Linked DNA regions of Homo sapiens: region 2 is linked to region 1. Evidence: read pairs that join two places in POLR2A ChIA-PET (ENCODE). Cell type or tissue: PC-9. All regions are shown on one strand. Links, peaks and the distances in the headings refer to the core of each region. The heading gives the core; the rest is flanking DNA.

The links. ChIA-PET counts read pairs that join two places held together with the same protein. Peaks named below come from ENCODE experiments on the same cell type or tissue, not always from the same donor. Only the 100,000 strongest peaks of a DNase experiment are listed, where the experiment ranks them.
Region 2: POLR2A ChIA-PET joins it to region 1 with 6 read pairs; 2 of 35 experiments call an interaction of 5 or more read pairs at or near these places.

The regions. Positions count from the first base shown.
Region 1 is chr17:83,053,096-83,066,439 of GRCh38, reverse strand. It overlaps LOC124904094, which reads right to left. Exons shown (of 4, transcript XR_007065967.1): 2 at 7,049-7,092; 3 at 6,651-6,755; 4 at 5,275-6,284. Among named protein-coding and RNA genes, the nearest start is that of QTGAL, 8.0 kb to the right of the region's middle. In PC-9, for the core only: no CTCF peak of the experiment used is centred there; a DNase peak (open chromatin) is centred at 10,179.
Region 2 is chr17:82,911,952-82,927,028 of GRCh38, reverse strand. It overlaps TBCD (tubulin folding cofactor D), which reads right to left. Exons shown (of 39, transcript NM_005993.5): 24 at 6,411-6,473; 25 at 5,452-5,528; 26 at 3,296-3,377; 27 at 1,972-2,090; 28 at 538-629. Among named protein-coding and RNA genes, the nearest start is that of ZNF750, 79 kb to the right of the region's middle. RefSeq lists an enhancer at 5,972-7,171. In PC-9, for the core only: no CTCF peak of the experiment used is centred there; no DNase peak of the experiment used is centred there.

The sequences.
Region 1 (13,344 bases), core at 8,136-12,135:
GCACTGTGGGGCTGAGTGGAAACTGCATCTGCGTGGCGGGCACGGCACGGTGTCTGCGATCTGGAGCTCTTCAGGGAAGGCCAGCCTGCGGCGGCGATGACGATGACAGATGGCGAGGGTCCGAGAGCCTCGTTACCCCACAGTGACCCGAGACGTTCGGGACCAGGAAACTTCCCGAAGGTCGGCCAACCCGAAAGTGGCCAGGGCCTCCAGGCACCAGGTAACAGAATAAGAAATATACATTTGGCCTCTGCCCTGGTTCCCCACACCAGCTCCGAAATCGCTTGGTATTTCCTGGGTGCTAGGAGCGTTTTTTTGTTCAAGGAGGTGACTCTTGGGGGCCCCTAGACAGCTTCAGGATGGGGTACGCTCACCGGGAAGACCAAACATCAATTAGAAGCTTGGAACTTTCAGTCCCACCGGCCTCCAGGGAGGGGAGAAGGGCTGAGATTGAATAACGATCCATTGGTCATGCCTGCCGGCTTCCATTAAACCCTTTAACAGATAGAATCCGGGAGCTTCTGGACTGGGGAACGCATGGGAGTGTGGGGGGTGGACAGAAACTCCTGCACTTGGGTCCTTCCTGGACCCCGCCCTGTGCACCTTGTTATCTGGTTGTCCATCTGTATCCTTTATTACATCTTTTATAGTGAATCAGTGAACGTAAATGAGTTTTTCCCTGAGTCCTGTGAGACTTAGAGCAAATTATCAAGCCTGGGGAGGAGTCGTGGCAACCCCCAACTTTGTAGCCAAGTCAGACGGAGGCGTGTGAACCCTGGGCACCCGATACTTGGGACGGTCGCCTGCAGAGGGGCAGCTTGTGGGACGGAGCCCCAGCCTGCGGGGTCTGCGCTACCTGCAGGTAGTGTGAGAGTCGAACTGAATCGTGGGACACCCCGTTGGTGTCCACTGAGAACTGGAAAGTTGCTTGGTGTGAAAATCCCGCACATTTGGTGCAAAGTGTTTAGAGTGTAGAGAAACAGATGTGTTCCGTTTCAGCCTGGGTGACCAGCCGGGGCCCTGGATGGTCTTGTCTGCCCAGCCCCCAACCTTTTCTTCCCCTGTCTGTGGGGCTGGGATGGAGCTGCTGATAAAGCCGGCTGTGCCCAGGCCCAGGCTGCGGGCTGCACGCTCCTCCTGGGGCTCCGTGACCGACGCGCAGGGCATGCTGGGGACTGAGCGCTTCTTGGGACTCAGAACCCTCCCTGCTAACATCAGGAAAGTCCCAGGCCGACTGGGATGAGTTGATCAACATCGGTTCTGAGTTCCAGGCCAACTGGGATGAGTTGATCAACACTGGTTCTGCTGAAGCTGGAGGGAGTTCACCCTCCGACCTTTGGGGTCACCAGGTTGGCAGGAAGCTCAGTTGCTCCTGGCCGCTGTCCGGGCCTCCGGGGGAGGGAGACCCATGCCCCCTCAGAGGGGCGTCACAGGCAGAGGCTGGGGCTTTGTTCCTGACAGCGGCACCTATGTCCTGTCCACCTTCCTGTGACACGGGCAACCAGCCAACCTGCCTGACTTCAAACCAGTGCAAACCAGTTCAGCCAGGAATCCTGACTCACACACCCTCCAAATTCACGTGTCGGGAAGACGCCAGCCCCGAGTCTGATGACCAGATTTAGCCCAGAACGTTCTGTGAGGCTCCCTCTGACCGAGTCCCCCGCAGGCGCTTTCATTTGCCACCTGGGGGGTCCAGCACCCACCTGCACCCTGTACCTGGTGTCGTCCTGCTGGCATCAGCATTTCCAAGGTGAGCTAGAACTGGTTAAAATATCAGCATGTGGCCCTGAGAACAAGGCCTTTGCCGCCAGCTGACTTTTCTCTCTGGACGCCTGGGCGAGGGCCTAGTGGTATCCTTGTGTCTGACATCAGGGCACGGCTGCAACGGTTGTCCCCCAAGCTGCCCCCTGAATCCCCCATGGATCTCCCAGCCTCCGATCCCTCCCTCTGGGCATTTGCACTATTCAGGGGTGCAGATATTAAACAGAAGGGAAAGTAGGCTAAGTCCCATATGACCTGTATGACAAGCGGGCTAGGACCTGACCCACCTGTGCTGACCTGCGGGCCCCTCACCTGCGGTCCGCTTGGTGCCCTCCAGCTCCCCAGGCCTGGACCTGGCTGCAGAGGCAGCTGCCCTGGGGACAGATGGTGCAGGGGCTGCAGGGCTGGGGGCTGTGGTGGGGAGCACCTCCCTCCACAGGTGGGCCACTCCCAGGGTGAACAGGGATCCAGGTCTGAGGCCAGGCCTGGATGGACGGCAGCCAGGAGCTTCTCAAAGGCACCAGCGGCACGGCCGGCACCTCTCTCAGCTCCGGAGCTCTCTTAAGTTCACAGCCTTAATAGAATTCCACCCATTTGTCCAGGGGGACAACGGGGCTTGGGAAGGAGTGAGAGAACAGCTCCCGCTGAGCCCCAGCCAGGTGCCGGCAGGACAGCGTGAGCCGGAGTTACAGATGGTCAGTTCCAAGAGAAGCCCGAAATCCAAATGTGGATTTTTGTGGAATTACCTGACATTTCGATCACTCTGCAGCCCCCACAGGCATCCGGGGATGCGGGGAGGGGGCGTGGTTGGTTTGCAGCCCCGCCTTGACCATAGAACAGGACAATGGAAACTCTGGGAGGGCCTGAATATTACCTGACTTCACAGATCAAAATGACCAGATAATCCAAACCAGCAGTGTACACCTGGCGTTTGGCAATTCCACACCCACCTGTGAAATTCACTTAAGCATTTTGGAAAGTTTGAGTTACTTCAGTAATAGAATCCGTATCTAACTAGATGTAGGTGTAAGCGCAGTCGTAATGTTTGCTGCAGGGGCCTATTCGCTGGCACTGTCTCAGGCGCTCCTCCTTCGGTCCGTCAGCAGTTCCTGGGCACCAAGCTGTGCTGGCCGCCGCCCTGCACGGTGCACAGCAAAGCTACGCAGCCATGGCGCTCCTTCCAGAACCAACCAAATAAACAGCAGGACTTTAGGGGCCAGGGTGAGGGGGAGAGCAGGGAGGGAGACCTCCCTGTGTGGGGTCTCTGTGCTGTGTGGCCCTGGGGCATGTGCTAACAGGGCTGGGACTGCCCGGACACGCAGCCTGCCCTGGAGTCTACGCCTGCCGTCCCTCCTTGCGGGTGTGAAGAGGCTGAGGCCTTGCTTCTCAAGGAGCTTGGTCGGAGACCCTCCCACACCCCATCCTAAGGAAACTTCTCCCTCCTCAAGCTGCTGCTTGGGATGTTCCCAGCTGCCTCATCCTGGCGCCGCGGCAGTAACCGGCTCACGTGATCACTGGACTCTGCCAGCCACGGGGAGTTGGCAGTAGACAAGAAGACCCTGTCCCTGCCCCAACAGGAGGTCAGTTTAGAGACACAGAGCTGGAGACCACTTAGCAGAACGATCTCCTGCAAAAAGGACAGGCAGGTGCTGGGGACAGTCCTAAGGCACGGAGGGGTAAAGTGTGTCTGTGCATGAGCCAGAGCTTCATAAGCTGGGCTGCCTCATCGCCTTTCGTAGCTTAGGACAACTTGGGCTAGATGGCCCCAGAGCCAGGTCCTGGGAGTTAGGAGTTGGTCAGGGTACCCCAGGCCCTGGCGGTCGTGAGGGCAGGGCCCAGCCCCAACTGTGCTGGATGCCGTCTGAACTGTGCAGGGGCCTGAGATTTTACTTTCGGGCTAACAAGCCTGCCTGTTTCGTGGGTGCTGGCAGGAAGCACCAGACTGCTGGGGTCAGAGATAGAGGATCTTAATCACTCACAGCAAAAGCAGAACCAGAGGGTCAGCACCTTGAGTGGGCTCCCAAGCCCCTTCCCCAGCAGCGATGTGCGGGGGCTCAGACAGATGCTGCCCACACAGGGGACTGCCCACAGGAGAGGCCCTCAGCTCTGGGAAGCCGCTGCTGTACAGCAGGCAGACAGTGTGCCAGCTCTTCGTCCCAGAGAGAGGCATCGGTCACCGTGCACACACCCGTGCACACCCCCCTGAGAAACGACCCCGGGGCAGCCATTGGAGTTTGCATTCCTGGCCCAGCAAGATGGGCAGGAGCAAGGGATCCATGGAGGAGCGTCTTCCAGGAAACACTGGGGAAGCTTTGACACAGCCTCAGACCGTGGGGTTCAGGGAAGCAGCTGGGGGCTGAGTGCTGGCCCTCCCCGGCACGGAATACCGTACAGGCCTCGGGTTTCTGGGTGGCTGCTGGTGCAGTTCCCCATCAGCAGGTGTGGGTCCTACCTGCCTTTATGGCCCTGGTGGCCTGTGGAGACGCCTGGTTGAGGGATGGGGGCTGATGGCTCCTCCCAGGGTGGACCGTTGGGCTCCCCTCCCTGCCTTCCCCACGCTCTCACTGCCCCTCCCTGCCCCAGAGGGGAGACTGCTGGGTGGGTCCCACGGCCAGAGCTCAGCCCTCGTGCTCCGCCTTTCCCCAGCACCGCACACCTGCCTCAGGAGGGGGCCGTGCACCCTCCGGGCCTTCTGCCACCAGACCCAGTTGTGCCCAATGATGCTGTGAGCGTCTGTGCTGAGTCTTCATCAGGAAAATGTGGGAAAGACATTAAAATGGGTGAGGAGGTTTCTGGGCATCCTTTCAGTGGGGGGCCAGGCGAACCCCTGGGTTCTCTGGTGCTGCAGTGATCGGCGCCTTCCTCATCTTTAATGGAGCTGTGAGACAGTTCCCTGCACACCAGAAAGGTGACGGCCACACACAGGAGCCCACGGAGGTGCAAGGACACTTGTCAGTGGAGACACGGCTGATTTCCACCAATGGAAGAGAGAATCCAAAGGGGAGGTTTCAGGCCCTGTGGATATTGGCTGGTTTGGTGATGACTTGGGGGATGCGTTCCAAGCACTCCAGTGGATGCCTGAAACCTTGGATAGTGTTGAACCCTGTATAGACTATGTTTTGTCCTATATGTACAGCCCTTTGATAAAGTTTAATTTGTAAAATAGGCACAGTAAGAGATTAACAATCACCAATCATAAACAGCAATTACAACAATCTATGGTGATAAAAATTATGTGAATGTGGGATCTCCCTCTCTCTCAAGGTATCTTACTGTGCTGTACTCACCTGTTTTCTGCAGTTGAGCACAGACAACTCAAGTCGGGGATACGGGGGACGACTGTATTAGCAAGTTCGTTTCAGCTCGATTGCCTAAACCTGTGGATTTTCCTTTGAACCAGTTTTAATATCTTCCTGCTTCCCTCATGAATTAATAAGTTAAATAAAACTTTTGACTTAACACGTGTATTAGTCCATTCTCGCATCGCTATCCAGAAATACCTGAGTCTGGGCAATTTATTTATTTATTTATTTATTTATTTATTTATTTTATTATTATTATTTGTTGAGATGGAGTCTCGCTCTGCTGCCCAGGCTGGAGTGCAGTGGCGGGATCTCGGCTCACTGCAAGCTCCGCCTCCCGGGTTCACACCATTCTCCTGCCTCAGCCTCCCGAGTAGCTGGGACCACAGGCGCCCGCCACCACGCCCGGCTAATTTTTTGTATTTTTAGTAGAGACGGGGTTTCACCGTGTTAGCCAGGATGTTCTCGATCTCCTGACCTCGTGATCTGCCTGCCTCGGTCTCAACAAAGTGCTGGGATTACAGGCGTGAGCCACCGTGCCCGGCCGAGTCTGGGTAATTTATAAAGAAAAGAGGTTGAACTGGCTCCGGGTCCCACAGGCTGTACAGGAAGCGTGGTGGCTTCTGCTTCTGAGGAGGCCTCGGGGAGCTTCAACTCGCGGCGGAAGGCGAAGCTGGAGCAAGTGTCTCCCACGGCAGGAGGAGGAGGAAAAGAGAGGGGGAAGGGGCCACACACGTTTAAACAACCAGATCGCAAGAGAACTCTGTCCCAGGACAGCACCAAGGGGATGGTGCTGAACCCTTCATGAAGGGTCCACCCGCGATCCGGTCACCTCCCACGCGGCCGCCTCTGACACGGGGGATCCCAGTTCGACATGAGGTTTGGGTGAGGACACAGATCCAAACCTTATCAATGTGTGTTCATTCTAGATTTGTGTGTCATGATTTTACTTTTTTGAATATTATCTTTTAACCCTTCATTGTCTGATACAACAGAGTCTCACCAATTAAACTTTGAGAGACCCATTTATGAATCCACACCAGGCCCTTGTTTATGAAGGATATTATGAGACATTTAGTCAGTCATTGAACGATACTTACTGAGCATCTGCCGTGTGCCAGCAGTGAGGGGAGCAGTCTTCTCCGCATGGGGTCATCAGAGGCTTCTGAAACCGACTGGGAAGTCAGAGAAGATCCCAGAGGAGGCGATGCTGGAGGCTGGCTTTGAAGGACAAGGAGGAATTCACTTTAGGGTCCTACCTTAATGAGGGGGTGTTGAGAAGGACAGGGTCTGGGTAGCTGGAACCACCCACAAAAGGGCAGCCATGCTGTCCTGAAAGGGTGGGGATATGGACAGCTGTCACCAGGTGAGCCTGGATTCAATCTGCATTTTGTTTGTTTGTTTTTGAGACAGAGTCTTGCTATGTTGCCCAGGCTAGAGTGCAGTGGTGAGATCTCAGCTTGCTGCAACTTCTGCCTCTCGGGTTCAAGCAATTCTTGTGCCTCGGCCTCCCAAGAAGCTGGGATTACAGTTAGCCGCCACCACATCCCACTAGTTTTTATACATTTAGTAGAGACGGGGTTTTACCATGTTGGCCAGGCTAGTCTCCAACTTCTGACTTCATGTGATCCACCTGCTTCGGCCTCCCAAAGTGCTGGGATTACAGGCATGAGCCGCCGCACCCGGCCAGATCTGCATTTTGGAAAGATGCCCCTGTTCACTGTGGATGCGCAAGAGGGTGAGGCAGGGAGACCCGGGGTGGACGTGCCAGGCAGGCCTGGCCCCGCAGGGACCGTGACATGGGGCAGTAGAGGTGGGTTTTAAGGTGGTGGATCTGCAGGTGCTGGGTGTGCCAGGTGGCAGTGGCTGGAAGTCTCCAGGCCTGTCCTGGTGTGGGACGCCCAGGAGGTACCTCAGGTGTGTGGGGCAGGTGTTGGGCATTGGGGGCAGGTGTTGGGCATTGGGAGCAGGGTTGTGCCTCCTACCTGGGGGCTGGGGGTGCCTGGGCCAAATCCGCCAGAACCGGGACCTAAGAGTTCAGAGGGCATCAGAAAAACGCAAAGACCCACTGGCACCCCAGAAAAACGCAAAGACCCACTGGCACCCCAGAAAAATGCAAAGACCCACTGGCACCAGGCAGGTCATACTCCATGAATTTGTACATTCAGGCTTTTGGTACCCAAAGTTGGTGTTTCCATGGCGACAGGGCCCGAATGGCCATTGAACTCTCCTCTAGCCTGCAAGAGCCAGTGTGGGTCTCAGGCAGCTGACAGCCTCTGGAGGGTGCATGGACGGGCTGAGCGGGGGCATCTTCCTTGCTGGGCACAGCACAGGTGACCAGGCCGGGGTGCAGCTGCACGGCCGCACTGACCACTGAGCAGGTTCTGAAGGGCCGTCTACGTATGCGCTGGGGACAGGACCCTCCCCCATTAATGGTGCCCCGGCAGCCTGCTGTGAGCCCCGCCTTCCACAGCCACATCAGACTCACATGGTCCTCTTTGGGTCACCAGGGACTTTGGGCTGAGTCCTGCACCTTTAGGAGCTGAATAACCCCATTTGTTCTCAGGACCTGGCCCGGGTTCCCCTGCCCCAGCCTCTCCGGCCCCTCTCATGCCCCATGTGGGCTCTTCGCTCTCCCTGTGTAGACCACACCCACCACCCCACATTAGAGCCACGGACTCATCTTTCCCTCCAGACTACGGCAGGCACCACAGCGAGAAATGCGCTTTCTATCACGGTCCAGCACACACTGGCATAGAACGTGCAAAACCAACACAAGCTTTACAAATCAATGCAGCTCTTACTATATGGGACAGACTCACACTTCATCTTTAGGAATTGCCAGTCAGAGCCCAGTGTACTGACCCCATGACCCCTGGTATACTGGCCACAACCTGCAATTTGAAAACTACCCTAGGCCCTGGCACTGAGCCCTTCCCAGAGTGGATGCCCAGGAACGCTTGCGGATTCCATCCAGTCACGGGGACGGCTGGGCTGCCAGCTCCTTCGGTGATCCACGTCAACACCACCCTTGCCTCCCTGGCAACTTGGCGGGCCAGGTGCACGCGGCGGCTTCTCAGTCCAGCGTTCATGTCTGTGCACTGACCGTGTGAAGCCGCGGCACCGAGCACCCCTCAGTCAGCAGTGCAATGTGGGGAGCGCTGGTGCGGCTCCCCAGGCCGGCCAGGTGTCTCGCCTGCATCAGCCGACTTGACTCCACTTTGCCATGAGGAATGGATGCCTCTGTGGACACCAGGGCTGGCATGCCAAGGCCACTTGGCCAGGACGTGGCAGAGCTGAGGGCAGGTCCCGGTGTGGCCCCTGGACTGGCTTCACGCACTGTCCAGATGTGGCTTCTCCCACAGGCTGGCATCACACCTGCTTCTCGGCAGCTGTCTTCCACGTGCGCTGCAGGGCCAGCTGGGGAGGACATCTGAGGGAGGCCGAGGCAGAGCGGGGGCGGCTCCACCTTCGACAGTGACATCAGGGGCACCACAGGGCCCTCACAAGGTCTCATGCAAGACGCAGAGGTGCCCTGGAATGTCCTGCTTCCCATTTATCCTCAGCATTCACTCAGGCACCAGTCGAGCCCAGCCCTTTCTCCCACGTGTGAAAAATGTTATGTTATCTCATGGGAGTGAGTTCCATAAATCACGCTTGGAACCCCCATGAGACGTCTTCCGCCCCTGTTTAGGAGGAGAGTGTCTAATTGAACACGGAACGTTGTTCAGCACAGGCCTTTCCCGTCCACGTCAGCTGCTAACAACACAGGTGCCCCTGCATTGAGCATAACTGGGGCCGCACCCACTCGGCGTCCGCAGGCACCTGCCATCCACTGTAGATTTCCCCAAGACTTGGAGAGCTGTGGGCTTAGGTCACCTCCAAATCCACCTTGAGTGCTGAGTGTGCAGGAGGGCAGCTCCGGCTTGCGGGGCCGTCCCCTGGAGGTGAGGCTGCTGTCTCATTGTGCATCTCCTCCTCCTGCCAACCTGAGAGCTGGCTCCTCTGAGTCAGCCTGTCCCACCCTCCGGGTCCTAACTCCAATTCCTGCAGGGTGGCCTCTGCAGTGAGAAGAGCCTCAGGCCTCGGGACACCTGTGGGATCCTGCAGTCACCACCCCAGGGCCAGGACAGCAGAAGCCCCGAGGCGCAGCTCCAGCTGACAACAAGCAGGGGCTCCTCACTGCTCGGATGGAGAATTCTCCAGGCTTGTGGAGGTCCAGGGTCCAGCCCTCGATGTGGACCCTCAGCAGAGCACGCTGGTCCTGGCCCCCTCCCCGCTCCTTCCTGGCCCCTGCCCCAGCCTCCTGGGCGTGAAACGCTCCATGTGCAAGCCCCTGACTCCGGCTCTGCGTTCTGGGCTCAGGCGGGACGGGGGAATCCAAGACAAACATGGTCCCTAGTACTTGATGCTCACCTAGAATCCACAGCGAGCATCTGCCCGGCTGATGACGGAACGGTTCTGGTGACAGGAACCTCCCCCTTCCTGTAGGCCCAGGGAAGGAGGGCAGGCTGTGGCTCCAGGTCAGTCATGTGGCACTGGGCTTTAACGAGGTAATATTTGCTTGGAAGTTTGGAGACGCTCCGTCAGTCGGATCTCCTTCTCTTTCCAGAAGGCCTGACGGTGCAGGTGGGTGGAGCCAACACTGACTGCGTGCTGACTTGGGCAAGGCGCTGGGTAGGGCTTGGTCCCTCCAAGGGGCCACATGAGGCCGTCCCTTCCCTCTGACGTGTAATAGAATTTCACGGATCTGCAGAACGCCGTCACCTCAACTTCTCTGTCCAGGCTCTGCAATTCACAGGCTTGACTTTCCTTTCGTAGGATCAGCCCGTACCCCCCGGAGCTCCAGGCCGGTACCCCCACCCCTGGCTCAGAATTATCCTCCTGAATTGACTCTGGGTTTCCCTGTGCAACTAGAATCCTACAATCCCCAACAGGTCTGAATCCCAGGAATGTGGGCGGCTGAAAAATGGAACTCGAGGGACCACATCCGCACTTAAGTCTACTGTCCTGAAGACTTTTTCATTTATTTTTTTGTAGATTACTTTTTTAAAAAGCATGGGCTGCAACTCCTTAATAAGTCATTAAATCCACATGGTGAGTCACAGCCTTTAAATAGCTGAGACAGAGTAGGAGAGATGACCTCAGTGCACACATCGCCGAACAGCCAGGCTGCCCTCACGGGCTGCTTTATTATGGGGGTGCTATGGTCACCACGTGCAGAGTCTCCTACAGTCTCGAGCGACCCTGCCCTCCAGGCAGCACCCACTGCCTAGGGGAGGTCGAACCAGGTCTGTTGAGGTTCATCCCCTCTGGAGACTTGGACACACGAAGGTCTAGGGGATCAGGCTGTTGAAGGAACCTGTTGGGCTCTTGTCTTTAAAGCTTGAACTCAGCCCTCACTAGCTGCACTCACATCAGAATCATTCTTACTGGGGACCCAGTGTCCCCCAAGTCTAACACCGTCCGTGCGGACCTGCAGGGAACCTCTGTCTCCCCACCCAGCACCGAGTCTAACACCATCTGTGCGGACCTGCAGGGAACCTCTGTCTCCCCACCCAGCACTGAGTCTAACACCGTCCGTGCGGACCTGCAGGGAACCTCTGTCTCCCCACCCAGCACCGAGTCTAACACCGTCCGTGCGGACCTGCAGGGAACCTCCCCACCCAGCACCGAGTCTAACACTGTCTGTGGGGACCTGCAGGGAACCTCTGTCTCCCCACCCAGCACCGAGTCTAACACCGTCCGTGCGGACCTGCAGGGAACCTCCCCACCCAGCACCGAGTCTAACACTGTCTGTGGGGACCTGCAGGGAACCTGTCTCCCCACCCAGCACCGAGTCTAACACCGTCCGTGCGGACCTGCAGGGAACCTCCCCACCCAGCACCGAGTTTAACACCGTCCGTGCGGACCTGCAGGGAACCTCCCCACCCAGCACCCAGTCTAACACCGTCCGTGCGGACCTGCAGGGAACCTCTGTCAACCCACCCAGCACCGAGTCTAACACCGTCCGTGCGGACCTGCAGGGAACCTCCCCACCCAGCACCGAGTCTAACACCGTCCGTGCGGACCTGCTGGGAACCTCCCCACCCAGCACCGAGTCTAACACTGTCCGTGGGGACCTGCAGGGAACCTCTGTCTCCCCACCCAGCACCGAGTCTAACACCGTCCGTGCGGACCTGCAGGGAACCTCTGTCTCCCCACCCAGCACCGAGTCTAACACCGTCCGTGCGGACCTGCAGGGAACCTCTGTCTCCCCACCCAGCACCGAGTCTAACACCGTCCGTGCGGACCTGCAGGGAACCTCTGTCTCCCCACCCAGCACTGAGTCTAACACTGTCTGTGGGGACCTGCAGGGAACCTCTGTCTCCCCACCCAGCACTGAAGGCTGCTGAGAAGTTCTTCGATTTGGAGACCTGATGTCTTGGTCCATTTGTGCTGCTGTAACAAAATACCTCTGACCATGTGATTGATAAACAGTAGAAATGTATTGCACACAGTTGTAGAGGCTGAGAAGTCCAGGATCCAGGCGCCAGCAGACTTGGTGTTTGGTGACAGCCTGTTCCCCAGAGATGGTACCTTCTATGTGTCCTCACGTGGAGGAAGGGACAGAAGGGCTCCTTCAAGTCTCGTTGAAGGGCACTCGTCCGTCATGAGAGGACAGCCCTCACGGCCCAGTCACCTCCTTAAAGCTCCATCTCCTAACCACATCGCCTTGGGGGTTAGGTGTCAACATATGGTTTGGGGGGACACACACATTGAGACCACAGCACCTACTCCAGGCCCCTGGCAACTGGTACTGAGTCCTCTGAATATAGCCAGTATTCGCCAAAACCTTTTGCACAAACAACAATTAAAAATAAAGAAAACTGGCTATCTGCAATGGCTCTCACTTGTAATCCCAGCAGTTTGGGAGGCCAAGAGCTCGAGACCAGTCTGGGCAACAGCAAGACCCCATCTCTACAAAAATAAAATAAAATAAATAAATACAACTGCCCACTCAGTGAACCCAAAGCTGTGGGGCGTTTTGTGTCACTTCCTCTGCTGGTGCCCACGTGACGTCAATCATCTTTCATCAGCACCTCACTTCCCTCTGAACGAAGACCACACGATCTCCACCCGGCCAGCTCTGAGGCCCCAGGTCCTCCTTCCTGTCTCTCTCCAGGGTACAGTGTCAGTGCCTTCTGTCCGGGCCCTCTGCTGACCTCTCCCCGAGGATCTTCCTACTGCGAGGGCAGTGATCTCAGGCCCCACCACCCTTGGATTTCAGGACCCCACCTCTGCAACCCTGCATTTCTGAAACGCACCTTGGCACTTTGAATGTTCCCAAAAAGGAGATTCTAATCAAATTTGAATTAGGGGGAAGTCAGTGAAAAGCAAATTTCTGGCACCAGGAAATGTACAGGAAGGAAGGTGAGAGGCAAGCCCAGTTCTGGACACCATGTGCTGTGGAGGGGCAGAAGCCATCTGTGACCCCTGACCTCTGGCCCTTACCACCTACCTTATCATGAGCCTACGGCGCATTCTGGCAGCTACAGGGCTACTTTTTACTGAGTCCTTTACAATGAAATGATTCCTAGTACCCCAACCTCTGGAGAACATGAAGTCCCTGGAAGCAAATTCTCAGATAGCTTTTGCTGAACGGTAAATAAGGCTGCATTTTCACTCATGTGACTTAAGCAGTCCACTTGTAAAACAGGCTTTGCAAACAAGGAGGCAATTTAAGGGAAAAAAAACCATCTATGAAGTGATGCTTAACAGAAGTTTGGCTTTGTTGTAACGGTTAATTGACAGAATGATTTGCATTTAATCTTAGTTTTGGACAGCCAAGGATTTGTCCAGGAAGGGCTGCTTACAGCCATGCTCATTAATTGTGAATTACTCATTACTTCAGATCAGCTGGAACAAATCCCAAGCGGGCTTAATCTCTGTGTGCAGGCAGCCCAGGGCTAATGGCAGCAGTCCTTTTTATTGACCCCCACGGCCCTGTCCCCAGTCAACCTCCTCCAAGCAGGGAGTTTCCAGAGGCCTCACAGCCGCCTGGGAGACCCCTCATGGCAGGCTGCTCCCTTGACAAGTTCAGAACTGCTGGGGTTCCCGGCCGCGCGTTCAGGACTCAAATCTGGAGATATCCGCTCTGTGCTCCTCAAGTATAAGGTTAGATAGGGATGGGGCCTGGCCTGTGTTCCTGGCAGGGAAGGCCACCTCTGAGCTCCCCCAGAGCCCGGCCGCCTTCTCCGGGTTCCCAGCCCTGCAGTTCCCAAGGCTGCATGCGGAGGCG
Region 2 (15,077 bases), core at 59-4,058, 130 kb after region 1:
TGGAACGTGGGACGTGCTTCCCCGAGGTCACGCTCTGCCGTCTCTCCGGTTGAAAGGTGGATGGGGACGCCCCCTGCGGCTGGTCCCTCCCACTTCCCACCCTGACTAGAGGGAACGGATGCTGGCATAGGAGAGAAGGGGGCGTGCGTGGCCCCCGCGGGACTGCTCCTCTTGTGTGCCTGCAGGGAGGAGAGGGCATATGGCGTGGCCCCAGGTGCGTGTCTGTCAACGAGTGCAGAGATCATTCCAAACACTGGCTGGCAGGGTCAGCTCCTCTTTGCCAACCTTGGGCCAGGACACATTCTCCAATTCTCCAAGGGGCCCAGTGTCCCTAAAGAAGTTTAACATTCACTACGACTATGACAGCAAGAGAATGAAAGAGCCTCCAGCAGCTGGGACTGACGATCCTCTGGAAGAGAGGAAACCTAGGAAGTGAAGAATCATAAGTCCTGCCTCTGAGCAAAAACATCCCCCTTAGCGTTCATCTGCTGGCCTTTCAGAGACTTACGACTTTAGGGAGGAACTGTTGGGACTCACCTCGCAATGGCCTTCAAGCCGTCTCTCCTGGACTCAGCAAAACTTACGTCCTCGGGGGAAGTGTGGGTAACTGCTCTTAAACCTGTGAGAACCTGGAAAGCAATAAAGAATCACAGAAGAACCATAAGCTATAACAAAGTGCACTCTTTAGGGAGGTGGCAATGTTGGCCCGGAGCCACAGACCCCACACCATGAGATAGGCAGCTCCTGGCACCACCTTCCTCACGGCCATCCATGGCCCCTGGTACAACCCAGGAAGGACACCCGGGGAGAGGTCACCTCCAGCCTCTCCACGGCCCCCAGTACAACCCAGGAAGGACACCCGGGGAGGAGTCACCTCCAGCCTCTCCACGGCCCCCGGTACAACCCAGGAAGGACACCCGGGGAGAGGTCACCTCCAGCCTCTCCACGGCCCCCAGTACAACCCAGGAAGGACACCCGGGGAGAGGTCACCTCCAGCCTCTCCACGGCCCCCAGTACAACCCAGGAAGGACACCCGGGGAGAGGTCACCTCCAGCCTCTCCACGGCCCCCAGTACAACCCAGGAAGGACACCCGGGGAGAGGTCACCTCCAGCCTCTCCACGGCCAGCCCCCACCCCAGGGTGTCACTGGGGGTCTGGCCACACCCTACCTGAGGTCCCCCCCTTTTGTCCTACGCTGAGACCTGGGGTATTGACAAAGGAAGCTGCTGGGTCCCGACAACCTCATCTGTCATATCTCCAAGTGATCCTGTTTCACATTTATCTGTGTTTCAACTGGATAAACCCCCACATGCGAGTTTTAGATGGCATGGCGGCTGCGAGGCCCACCCGCCACACAGGCAGGAGTCCGTCTGGAGCTGCAGATCCTGAAGTGCCAAGGCTGGATCCCATGGGGAGGGAAGGGCGTGGGGAACCCAGTGGCCAGGGCCTATTCCAGCTTCAGACGCCAGGTGGCCGGAGGGGAGACAAGCAGGAGTTCCCGGCAGGTTGGTCAGTGGGACCAGCACCACAGGAAAGCGTGAGAGAGCAGGTCACTGAGGCCAGCGTGGGGCTGACCTCTGGGAGGACGTGGAACCACCTCTGCCCCGACCTGGATGCAGGATGCACGGCCGCAACCAAAACAGGACCCGGCTCCACAACGCACAAAGGCAACTGTGTTCTCCTCACTCTCGGCAGCTGCTTCTACAAACAACACCTTCTCCTCCCTCCCAGAATTCAGCTTTTTCAAGTCTGTCCTCTGACAGCAAAGGGTTCGCCAGGGCCCTAAGGGGCCACAGACCTTGGGTGCCCTCTGCCCCCTTCCTCCTGGCCACAGGTGCCGGTTTCCAGGAACCCCCTCCCAGCTACAAGCACTGATGGGTTTATTAACGGCTGGGCCTACCTCATGCCCCAACACACGAGGCTCCCACACCCTCGCCCTAGGCCCCGTCCACTGCGCGTGGCCAGCCTCACCTGCTGGAGCCGGCCTTTCAGAAGGAAGCCTGGAAGGGCGCCCAAGGCCAACGAGAAGCCACAGCGAGTCATCTCCTCGGGGTTCCGAAGCTCAGCCAGGTACTGCGTGATCAGCTCCTCTGAAAGGAAGCAACGAGTGTGAAGAGAGGCCCTCTGCTGCCCATCGTGTACAGCCACACCCGACGTGTGCCCCAAACAGGAGCAAAGCCACAGTGAACAAAGGAGGAGCCGCCTGAGGTTCCCAAAGCAGACACGTTTCCAAAGTGGCCTACCTCAAAATAGGAATCAGAAAGAGAATTTTTTTTTTGAGAGAGTCTCATTCTGTCACCCAGGCTGGAGTGCCGTGGTGCAAGCTTAGCTCGCTGCAGCCTCAACCCCACACTCAGCCTCCCAAGTAGCTGGGATTACAGGTGTGTGCCACCATGCCAAGCTAATGCATGATTTTTATATACTTATAATAATTTTAAGTGGTGATTCACACACTTTTGACGTGATTAATAATGCATGTTCTATCATATGACATAAAGGAACACTGTGGGCCAACATATGTGCATGTGACACTTTAAAAATAAAAGTACGATTCATGAAGCAGATCCCTCGAACATGATGTGCGAGAAGCAAGCCTGAACTTCAGCACGGGGGTGCAGGATGTACAGTGAGGCGGCACAGCAGCTACGCACGGGACACGGCGTAAAGCCAGCCTAATGCTACTTTCATAAAGAAGGAAAAAACAGCAAAATGTATTAACGAGTGAAACACACAGCAGAAAAATGTCACGGTGCATACAAAAATTCTAAAAACACTGACCGAGTGCAGTGGCTCACACCTGTAATCCCAGAACTTTGGGAGGCTGAGGCAGGTGGATCACCTGAGGTCAGGAGTTCGATTCCAGCCTGGCCAATGCAGTAAAACCCCGTCTCTACTAAAAATACAAAAATTAGCCGGGTATGGTGGCAGGCACCTGTAGTCCCACCTACTCAGGAGGCTGAGGCACAAGAATTGCTTGAACTCAGGAGGCAGAGGTTGCAGTGAGCCGAATCACGCCACACCACTCCAGCCTGGGTGATGGAGCAAGAGGGTGCCGTCAACAGAGACGCGTCCCTGCTGAGCCACCTGTTCAGAGCTGATGCAACATCCTGGGCAGCTGCAGGACCTGCCCACAGCTCCTCGGCTGGGAACCTGAGACCCGAACAGTCCCACTCCAGCCATGATCGTGGTGGCTCTGCTCCACTGCACAACCGAGGCCTCCTCCGTGCCCAGACACTCCCCAGCAGCTTCCTGCTGGAAGCCCCTGGAGTCTTCAAGAAAAGGGCTCCCCACTCACCCTGAATTGCGGGATCTGCCTCCCCCGGCTCCTTCATGTAATATTCACTGCATAGAGCAGCCAGGGCCGAGACTGCTGCATCCTAAAACAAAGGCAGCACGGTGAGCGCACAGCAGCTCTGCTCGGAGAAGCCCCCGGCCAGGGACAGAGCAGGTCACTCTGAAGTCGGAGAAGCACCTGACCAGGGACACCGTGGTCACCCTGAGGTCAGAGCAGCCCCTGCCTGACCAGGGACCCAGCGGGTCGCCCTGAGGTTGGAGAAGCACCCGGCCAAGGACACAGCAGGTCACCCTTGAGGTCAGAGAAGGACCTGACCAGGGACACAGCGGGTCACCCTGAGATCTCGGCACAGCAATGACTTTCGAACCAAACCAAAAGAACCCCTAAGTCATGCTACTCCTTTCCAGCACGCCTGCTCACCATCATCTGTCAGATACACGCATCACTTTACTACCACTACAACTAAGAAACTGAATGGATAACCTGATTATTCCTTCCACAATGTCTGTCTTCTAATATGGAACAATAATAAAATGGAGCATATTTTTCTTTCCCAGAAATAGTTATGAAGAAAAAGGCATACACTATGCACCCAGAGTAACGGGGCAGGGCCTTCAGGCCAAGCCACGTCAGCCTCATTTAGAGAGACAGGGCTCCGGGGGCGCACTGGGAACAGGAGTTGGGGCCGGACAGCAGGAGACCCCCGGGAACCCATCCCAAGGCCACCAGGAACCGTGGTGGGAGGGACGGCAATTGCTGCACAGAGCAGGAGCGGGCAGAGAGTCACCAGTCCCGCCGCGTGCGGGGCTCAGTGCCACTGTCTCCTCGAACCCCCACCTCTGCCACCTACGGAGGAGCCTCTCGTGACCACACAGCCAGCAAGTGGCAAACACCAAACCCACGTGTTCTTTCCACCGCTCCCCCGAAGCCCAGGAGCCGAGGCCAACAGAGCAGCCTTGGAGAGGCACTGGGGGCGGGGCAGGTGGGGGCCATGAGCAGAGGAGGTGCGTCGTCTACAGGGTGCTGCATTCCACGAGTCACCACCTGTGCCAATCCCAGGGGCAAAGTGCACCAGCATCATGGCCAGTGTGAATTAATCATGGACTTTTGAAATAAAATTTTGAGGCACTGATCATGATGCATTCAAATTCAATTAGTAGAACGGTACTTGGATCCTACAGAATGTTCAAGTTCCTTAAGAAAAAAAAAATAAGAAAATTGAAGATGCTAAGGAAAAAGAAATGCTAAGCATGGAGGAAGTCAGAGAATTACAAGACACCTAAATGTACTTCCATTCTTCATCCTCAATATCAAAACCTAGTCAACGTTGGTAACCATGGTTTTTTTTGTTTTTGTTTTTGTTTTTGTTTTTGAGGCAGGGTCTTGCTCTTGTCACCCAGGCTGGAGTGCAATGGCGTGATCTCGGTTCACTGCAACCTTCGCCTCCCAAGTTCAAGCAATTCTCCTGCCTCAGCCTCTTGAGTAGCTGGGATTACAGGCACGCGCCACCTCGCCCCGCTAATTTTTGTATTTTTAGTAGAGATGGGGTTTCACCATGTTGGCCAGGCTGGCCTCGAACTCCTGACCTCAAGTGATCCACCCGCCACTGCGCCGGGCCCATGGTTTCTTATCTATGCAATGAGATCAGCGTTACAGCTCTGTGAGTCCAAAGTCCACCTGTAACCCCCAGGACGGGAGGGGAGGGCAGGTGGCCGGGGACACACACACACACTGGCACCCACACAACATGACCAGGTCAATGTGTGCGAGCAGAGGTCCTGGGGTGCTGTTTTCTCATCTGCACAGGAGCATCATAAAGGGAGTTTCCAAACCTCAGATCCTACAGGACACGGAACTCAACAGAGCACAGTTACTATTGATGCAGAAAAAGTATTTCAAAGGTAACTATAATTAAAACAGCCAGAAGCAATAAAAAATTAAACATTCGGATTCCAATGGCTGTATTGGATTTTCTGGTTATAAACCGTGTAGACGCTACCATCCGGGATTCCAAATAGAATTATGCCCCCATTTGTCAGTTATCAGGCTACTGCAGGGACAGCCTCATGATGCACAGTCGCCAACACAAACACCATCCGTGACTAACACACTAACACCGCCACAGCGCCGGCCGGGAACGCCCATGCTCACTGTACCTTCATCTGCTGGCGGGAGTGACTTGAGATGAGATGGAGATGTCTCAAAGTGTCATTTATCAGCCATTGCCAACCATCTGTCAAAAAATCAAGTTAGCGTACCCAGGCAATCAAAAACACCATGAAATCAAAAACAACAGCAAAAACAGCTTCTATTAATACTAATCTTAAAGTCGATGGTAACCTTTGAGAGGAATCTGTGGAAAAGCCAAAGTGAACATTCTCCACGTTGTGTTAAGTCTAAGGCCCCTTCCTCTCATGGCTGTTAAATTGTGTAAGCTCTTATTGAGGGAAATACCAGCATTCTGTAAATTTTTATACATCACATTTTGGGAAACTTTTATTCTTTTGTTACCCCTAAATCTTTTCCTTCAAACGGTCTCCCCCGGCTCCCACCAATATAAACCCAAATCTTTAACTCAATTAGATCCTGCACAAGCAACAAATGTGAAGGCTATTCAATTAACAAAAAAAAAGTCCTAACTTCTGAGGCTGCTGAGACAGCCCCGGGACACCACAGCCCTGGGGGCTCCCTTCACTGTGCTCTGGCAGCCCAGTGTGGGGGGCTGCTGAGGAACTGGAGCCGCCTCTGCCCACAGGGTCCGTGGTGTCGGCGGCCGGCACGCTCCTGGTCCACGAGGGCCTGGGTGGCTGCAGCTCCCGACTGTCTGCCTGGGAGAAGAACTGACCCAGAGTGCCGGGCCCTGGGCATGGAAGCGAGGAGGTGGGGGTACTGAGGTGACGGCGGGGAAGGGCCCTCCTGTGTTGGGGGGAGAGGGCGGTGGGTACCCATTATTTAAGCAGGTTCTTGTAACAACTTCAAGGCAACGTATCCGATTAATATCTTGAACCTTTAAGCTATAATCGTTTATCGCCCCCATCCTAACAGGTTCATTTTTACCTTTTAATCTGAAGTCATTCTGTAAGAAAATGCTATTATTAAAAACAAAAGCACTTACCAATTACGGTGTCACCTCTAAAGGGCATTTTGGAAAGTGACAACTTTTCTATTAAAACACACACTGGAAAAAAAAAAAAAAAGGATAGACGCAATGTTACTTTTCTAAAAGCGCCTGCCACAGCGGCTTGCCTTTGCCACATTCTGAGTTGTGTGCGGCCAGCTCCTGCCCCTCACCCGCCCAACCTACCCTGCTGCCAGGGCTGGAAACATCCCAGAACCATTTCAGAACCACCATGAGAAGCCCAAGACGCCTCCTCCGCTGAGCAGCCTGAAGAAAGTGCTGCAGACCCAGCCACGTGGCAGAAGGCCCATGTGTGAGCCCACGTGCACTTCAGAGAAGCCGGGCCGGCCTGTCAGGGAGCTGCAGACGTCCCTGTGACAGGCTGTACGGGAAGCATAGCGGCTTCTGCTCCTAGACCTGTCACTCAGGACCCAAGCGACAGACAGCCATCACCTGCAATGCTCCAGACCACAGGTCATGCCTGTCACTTCCCCACATAGCTCGTCACTCACACTCTCCATGACCAGAAACGTGGCCCTGACCAGCCACGAGGGGGCCAGGACGCACGAGACAGAGACGACTGGACAGCATCAGCAGCTCCCACGGCCACACACTGCTCTAGCTCCCACCGTCTCTACCTAACAACGGAACCCACTCGCAGACGCCTGCTGCACACTTGTTCATGGTATTTGCTATTTCTCCTGAGGGACTAAACTCTCCTTCCATTTTTTGTCACCGTGAACAAGGAGGCCTGACCGTGCTACAGATGCGGAGGCCGTCGGTCCACCTGGCGTCCCTGCACACAGGACAGGGACCACACACACACTTCCCATCGTCACAGATACTGCCACTCATCAAACTGAACAGACCAGACAACTCCTGTTCCACGAGAGACCCTGCTCTGTGTCTGTCAGCACCAAGATTCTTCAGTGCCAACCGCAGCCGACTGGAAAGAGGAAAACGGTCCTCTCGATGTGAAGTAACCTGGTACTTCCATGCCTCCGAGGTGAGGCCGGCACCCTCACCGTCCACGGCCACGTGAGTCTGCTCCTCTTCTGCATGAAATGCCCACACGTCTGCTCTGCCCCATTTCATACTGGATCCTTTACCTCGTCACAGGCAGTTTTACAATTTAGTCTTTGTACACTAATTAACTTTTTACCTTTTCGACTGTAGAACAGACGTTTATTCTCAATCTCCGTTTTCCCTACCAACCTACACATGGTCTATTCTTCAATATAAGGCCCAACATAATTATCTCCTTTTGTTTCTACCTTGTGGAATTATTATGATAAAATCTGTTAGCTGGGGATTACATGCCAAGAGGGGGGAAACAAAAAGAAACAAAAAACCCCAGAAAACCAGTTCTTACCACAAGTTAGAAAAACCCAGCGAGGGGCTGCTGGGACCTGACATTCAGGGTCTTCTTTAAACTCAGAGGAGGGGAGGAGAAAGGAAGCGCCGGGCGAGACTCTGGGCCCCCCCCGTAAACTACTTCTCTTTACTTCTGCGCAGATTTGAAAATTTCTAAACTAAGAAGTTTTCTTCAGAGACTGACACTGTCCTACAACGTCTCCTAAAATTTCTTCGAGGATTTTTATGATGGTAGTTTTTATGCGTAAGTTATTAGTTACTCTCACATTTAGTTTTAGATACGACTTTACCTTCTTCCACGTGGGCACCTGTGACACCATCACTCACTCAAGTGACACGCCTTTGTCCCAGCGCGAATCCTTTCAGCTCTGAACAGAGTACTGCTCTGATGTGTGTTGAGGACTGGGAAATGAAAGTCTTAACTAGTTTTTAAAATAATTTTCTTGGAGATGCACCTGCATGTGAACTTTAAATGTATTTTATAATCAAGTTAAAAACGGCACGCGCGGCTCAGCGGTGCCTCAGCCTCTCACGAAACGGCACGCGGGGCTCAGCGGTGGAATGAAGCGGTGCCTCAGCCTCTCACGAAACGGCACACGGGACTCAGTGGTAGACATGAAAAGGCTTGTACCCACATCTCGCACAGGAATATTCCTGGCAACCTTGTTCACAACAGCAACAGATAGAAATAGCCCCAGTGTACTCTACTGAGTGCTGGTCGAACACACTCTGGTAAAACCCAACCGTGGGCTAGGAAGGCACAAACTGTGAACACATGGACAGCTGGATGGGGTCTCGGCACCACGCTCACAGAAAATGCCCACCTCGAAATGCCACGACCATACGAGTCGATCATGGCATATTCTAGAAGGGACAGACTGGTGGCAGGGGGGCAGGGTGAGAATGCAAAGGGCAGGGGCTGTCTCTGTGGGAAGGATGCAGGTTTCTGATTTGAGTGTGGAGTTAGTTACAGAAATCTACACAGGGCATCAATCTGCACGAAACTAGACACACATGGCCACTCCACACACACATGAAGCCACGAAACCGCACAGGCCTGCAGTCCAGTTAGAGGCAGGGCCTCGACACCGCAGTCCCGGCTCCAACACTGTCATACCCGGAGTCACCGCGGAGGAAGCATGGGAAGCACAGCCAGGCTCTATTACTAATCTCATAACTTCCTGTAAGTCTATAATTATTTCGAAATGAAGAATATTTTTTAAAAACTAACAGACTAGATAACGCAGACCAACCCTCCACTAAGACATTTTTAAAAGCCAGACAAAATGAAAACACACAGGAAGTGCCTGCAGTTACCAGAGAGCTCACGAAGACCTGAGAGGGACAGAGCGGCGGGGGCCAACTCTCCCCGGCTCACGGCTGACTCCAGGGGGCGCCACAAGAACCAGAAACCCCCAACAGTGCATCCAGGAGCATCTCCAGCTAGCAGGAGAACGGGAGTCCAGGATGACCAAAGGGAGAAGCGGTAGAGCCCTCACCACAGGCTCTGAACCCAGAGGACCACACCTAGAAATAGGTGTAAAACGTGGGCCAGCCCAGCACGGACCCCTCCTACGTCCCAAAACCCAATGGAGGTGACCCCGACAGCAAGCACCCGCCTCCCGTCAAGAGCCAACATCAAGTCTCTCTGGGAGAGGAGAACATTGCAGACCTCAAAGCATTTCTGTCATGTCTTGTTCCTGCAGCTTGGTGGAGATGCTTTTCATGTATGATATACCGTCCTTCAGAAACAGCCACAGAGGCTCCAGATGATGACATTAAACAAAGATTTTAAACCATGCTTAATATGTTCCAGGATGTGAAAAAAATGAAAACTATAAAAAATAAGTTCTGAAAAATAAAAAAATTCAAGGATGCGTTTAACGGCAGATAAGGCACACCTGAAAGAATTTGTGACAATGAAATTTAAATCAAAGAAAATGTTCCTGTAATCCCAGCACTTTGGGAGGCCAAGGTGAGCAGATCACAAGGTCAAGAGATCGAGACCAGCCTGGCCAACGTGGTGAAACCCCATCTCTACAAAAAATACAAAAATTAGCTGGGTGTGGTGGCGCATGCCTGTAGTCCCAGCTACTCAGGAGGCTGAAGCAGGAAAATCGCTTAATCCCGGGAGGCGGAGGTTGCAGTGAGCTGAGATTGTGCCACCGCACTCCAGCCTGGTGACAGAGCAAGACTCCAACTCAAAAAAAAAAAAAAGAAAAGAAAAGAAAAAAAAAAGTCCAAACTGAATAAGACAAAACCAGAGGAGGGAGTGTAAGGAGGCGTAAAGAATTAAGTGCGGTGATCCAGACAAGACGTGGGTAATAAGAGTCCCAAAAGGAGAGGAGAGGCCAGTGAGCAATGTTCAAAGAGATCATGGCTAGGAATTTTTCTAAAGTGAACAAAACATCGACAGAAAATACAGATTATGGAACAAGTATGAACCCTAGAGCCCCAAGTCAGATAAACACAAAGGGAACTTGTTCTAGGAATATCACGGTAAAAGTGCTGAAAACCAAATAAAGATAAAAATCTCAAAAGAAGCCAGCGAAACTTAAAAGATTGTCTCCAATACAGTAATAAGTAGACTGGCAGCTAACCTCTCCAGAAGACAAGAGACTATTATCTTTAAAGTGCCAAAACACAAACGAATGAATAAATGCAAACTAAAGTTTCATTCTTAGCAAAAATAACCTTTAAGAATCAAAGTGGGGAAAAAAAAAAAAACAGCACCTTTGGGAGGCCGAGGTGGGTGGATCACCTGAGGTCAGGAGTTCAAGACCAGCCTGGCCCACATGGTGGAACCCCATCTCCACTAAAAATACAAAAATTAGCCTGCCACGGTGGCGCATGCCTGTAATCCCAGCTACTCGGGAGGCTGAGGCGGGAGAAACACTTGAACCTGGGAGATGGAGGCTGCAGTGAGCCGAGATCGCGCCACTGTGACTCCAGCCTGAGCAACAAGAGTGAATGAGACTCCGTCTCAAAAAAAAAAAGTGGAAAAAGCCATTTTGGTATAAACAAACGAGAGGGTGCCACCAGCAGACACACACTATGGAAAACACTAGAGTGTTCTCCAGGCAAAGAGAAAATGGTCCTCTTAGAAGGTGAGAAATGCAGGACAGAACAAGAAGGAGAAGCAGCAGGTGGCTGTGTGGGTAAATCCCAGTGAATTCCCACGGAACAAGAAAGAGAACAGGGTATCTGTACAGGTAAATCCGAATGAACTCCTGTGTGATTTAAGATACAGGTAAAAGCGAAAGGCACGACAGCACCGGCCATGTCTCTGCTGAGGGGACAGGGGAGGTGGCAGGTGTGTACAGGGCATCAGAGATGGAGCACGGAGCCCTCACCCCCACAGCAGGAAGTCCATTAACAGCGTGTCCCCGGCTTGCTAAGTCACGATCCTCCACACACCTGTGGCCGACTCAAGGCTCACCAGTCCCTCTGGTTTCCCTCCCGTCTTCGGCATGAGAGGAGAACTTTTCCTGATTCTCGTGACGCCTCTGGTGCAAGGCTGTGAGCCAGATGACCCCCTTCCTCCCGGCCCCTGCCCTCGGTGATCCACATGTGAGCAGGATAAAAAAACACCTGTGGTTTTAAGACACTGAAACTTGGGGATTGTTTCAAGAGCAAAACGCAGTCCACCCTGACTGACAAACCCCTCCTTCATCGCTGCTTCACTAAACAGAGTTCCTGTTTCTTTCCTTTGATTCTAAAGCATGAAATGCAAGAGCCACTGAGACTAAGACGGAGACAAGGGGACGCTCATCTTCCTGGCACCGGGGGAAGCAGCTCAGTTCAGGCCACGCTGAGGACATCCAGGATGTTCATCTCCTCTCGTGAATATTCACGACAAAGGCCAACCTGTATGACATTTCTTTGATATGGGGACGCAGACGACTCCCAAGGGTTGAGCCACTTTTCCCACAAAATGTGCAAAAAACGTCTGAAGAAATCTGCGGTTCGACACCTCCGGGGCACCTGCGGCCAGGGCGCACCTGATGCTCCTGCGGGCGGCATGTCACCGACATGCCGGCGTCCTCGGGGGTAAGGGCGCCATCCTCTGGCCTGGGTGAGAAAGTGACCAGCAGCCCCTCCCCGTCTCCCACATGTAGCCCGTGAACCCGCAGATTTCTCACCCCGACAAGAGCTTGGAGTCTTGTCTCACTTGAAAGAACACATCTAAAACTAAGGATATCAGGAAACAGCTGCGTACATACAGAACTCAGAAATACAGAAGCAAGGAAAACAGACAGCTAAAAAACTGAAAGGGTTGCCTTTGGAAAAATAAAAATGTGGGACTGGGAGATGCGGGGCCAAGACCACAGACGCTATGCAGAACTATTTCCCCTTCTGAACTATTCCTACTTGAAAGCTGAAAGGGAAAATAATTTCCTACGAAGTGTAAAAATGAACGAGGAGGAGAAAAAAACCTGAGTTGACACCAAGGCTCAGTCAGGATCACCAGGGACACAGCCGGCTTCAGAGCCTGCAGGCCAGAGTCTCCTGGGGCCAGCAAAGGCCATGGAGGGGAAGGAGCTGCACAAGGAGGGCCGGCGCCGGGAGCTGAGGTCACGGCTGGGGAGTGCAGGCAGCCAAGGGGCCCCCAGGGAGGGCGTGGGCAGCATGGGCAGCTTTCCACGGGACACGCCCGCCACGGTGCGAGGCGACATGTGCAGGAGTGCCGCGTTTGCACTCAGCGGTGTGAGGGAGTGCAAACACCGCACTCCAGCAAACACACTCATGGTGCAGACACAGCTGGAGGCCGGCAGGGGGCCCAGAGCAGGGATGCCTCCCATAAAGATGCCCTTCTCCACGATGCCCCCCAGCAATCCACACCCTGCCGTGAACCCTGAGGGATGCATCCCAACAGCACACGTGCCCCAGAGCAGAGGGCAGGGTGGGAAAGCTGGAGTTGGGGGTAGAGAGAGGCAGACAGAAACCACCCTGCACCCAGCACCCCCAACAACAGACCACAGCCCTCCACCATCCTTCAGAGCAGAGCACCGAGAACCCGGATGGCGTGAAGACGCCAAACACCGAAACCGCGGTAAGGGCGCCTTTTTAAAACCCGGACGAAGCACATCAGTGTTTAGGTTCCACGGTTACTTGTGCAGCCTGCAGTGCCTGCCAGCGGGGAGCAGTGGGTGTGGTGGGTGAGGAAGGGACAGGACAGGGTGGCTACTTTGTCTCAAGTCTTTCCAAATATCATCATCAAAAAGCCCAACTAGAACCCACAACATTCCCCCTCTCCCCGCTAAGTGCAAATGCAGCCTCACGCCCAGGGAGGGCACGTCGCGTGGAAAGCTGCCCACGACAACCACACGGAGGCTCCAGGACCTGCGGTTTTTCCATGGTTTCCTCCTGAGCTCGTGACAATTCTGCCCATCATGGGTAGGTGGCAGCAATGCACAGGCCAACGGTGCCCTGCGGCCAACAGCGGCCAACGCCCAGCAGGACCCCTAAGGGGCGGTCACTCTGGAGCCTGGGGGACATCAATGTGGCTGCCCTAACCACACATTCAAGAAGAAGAGCAGATTACAGAGCAGCACCTCCCCAATGGGCCCCGCTTCACGGAGCAGGAGGGTAAAGGAAATTCAGCCAAAATGGCGTCCTGGGGACTCGGAACGCATTCAACTCCATCGCCGCCAGCTACAGGGACTCGGAACGCCTTCAACTCCGTCACCACCGGCCACGGGGATTCGGAACGCCTTCAACTCCATCACCGCCAGCCACGGGGACTCCAAACGCCTTCAACTCTGTCGCCGCCGGCCACGGGGACTCGGAACACCTTCAACTCCGTCGTTGGCCAAAGGGATTCGGAACGCCTTTAACTCCCCCCTTTCATGGTGGGCAGTGGCTCCTGTGCAGACTTACTGCTCAAACACCAAGAGCGACCCTAAAAGCAGACCCCGCAGCACACGGGGAGCACGTGAAGGTCGTGTGAAGGTCGTAGGACTGCCTCCAACTGCCATCTCCAGGGCACGACCCGTGTCGTGGGTGGGAAGTGGGGGACATTGAACCCTTCTGAGAGCACTCGACACCCCACTCCATCCCAAGCCAAACTCCTAGATCCAGAAACGGCTTACAGGTCACCAGCTGTCCATGACATGTGGGGGATGGTCTTGATCCCACTAAGGAGGCAACTCCGGGCACCCATGGGTACGTCGGAAAGGTGACACCCCTGCACCGTGTGCTCTGGAGGCATCTGAGGGACAATGACCAAGTCTACATCCAAAACATGACACACCGGTCTTAGCCAACAGGGACCACCTGCAGAACTGGCAGTCCCATGCCTCTGACGTCAGCTGACAGAAACTGGCTCACGTTTCTAGGATTGACTTTCCCGTGACGTCCATCAGACTCATGAGAACACTGAGCTAACACCAGCAGAAATGCAAGCTGGCTGCTCTCAGTACAGAAGCCCGGCCAGCCTGGCTGGAGATAGATGGCTGCAGGCCTCGGGCAGGTCCCTATCAGGTCAGGGCTGGGAGGTGTGGACAGAAAGCACAAGAGGCTGGTACAGCCCTGACATCCGGCCGTGGGTTCCCCGAATCCCAGCCTGCTCTCCTCTGCTCAGACCACGCAGACCTCAGCAAAAGTCTGCACACAACCGCGATTTTTCCAAGCTTCCTCACCAGCTGTGCCTCCACACTCACACTCACAGTCCCACAGCGAGGGGCTGAGGGTGGCGTGGGATGGGCTGTCCACAACAGCAGGGCCCCAGGAGCTGTGTCGGGGAATCCAGCTCCCTGGACCTTGGGGTCGGCTGCTGCCATCAGGAATGTCTATGAAATCAGGCTTTTCCTTTAATACTCTGTGGAACAGTCTAAAATGTGTTCTACGCTTCCCTCCTCCTCACATGCTAAAAAAGAATCAGCAAAGAAAAAATGCCCGACTGTCCTAACCCCCGGGGGGTATCAGAGGCTTGGGAATCAGGCGCAGAGGTTCGCCTGGACTCGGGTGTGTAAGGAGCTTCGCCTCTGCTCAGCTTTCCTCTTGCCCCCGCCTGAGCTTCCTGTGCTCGCCCAAAACGGCTCTTGGTCCCTGCGCTGCTCAGTCCACAGGGCACGACCAGGGCTGCTCTGTCCACGCTGGGGCCGTGCTCGGAGGGATCTGCAATGTCCACTGGGTCCACAGGCAAGCACTGGCCCCACTGCCCCAGCTGCCTCTGCTTCCTGAGAAATTTCCAGAACCAGTGGCTCCTGGGTGCAACCCCTCCCAGCTCACAACTTCCTCTTTCTCTCTCTCAATCTCAATCTCTCAATCTCTCCCTCGTAGGAACCA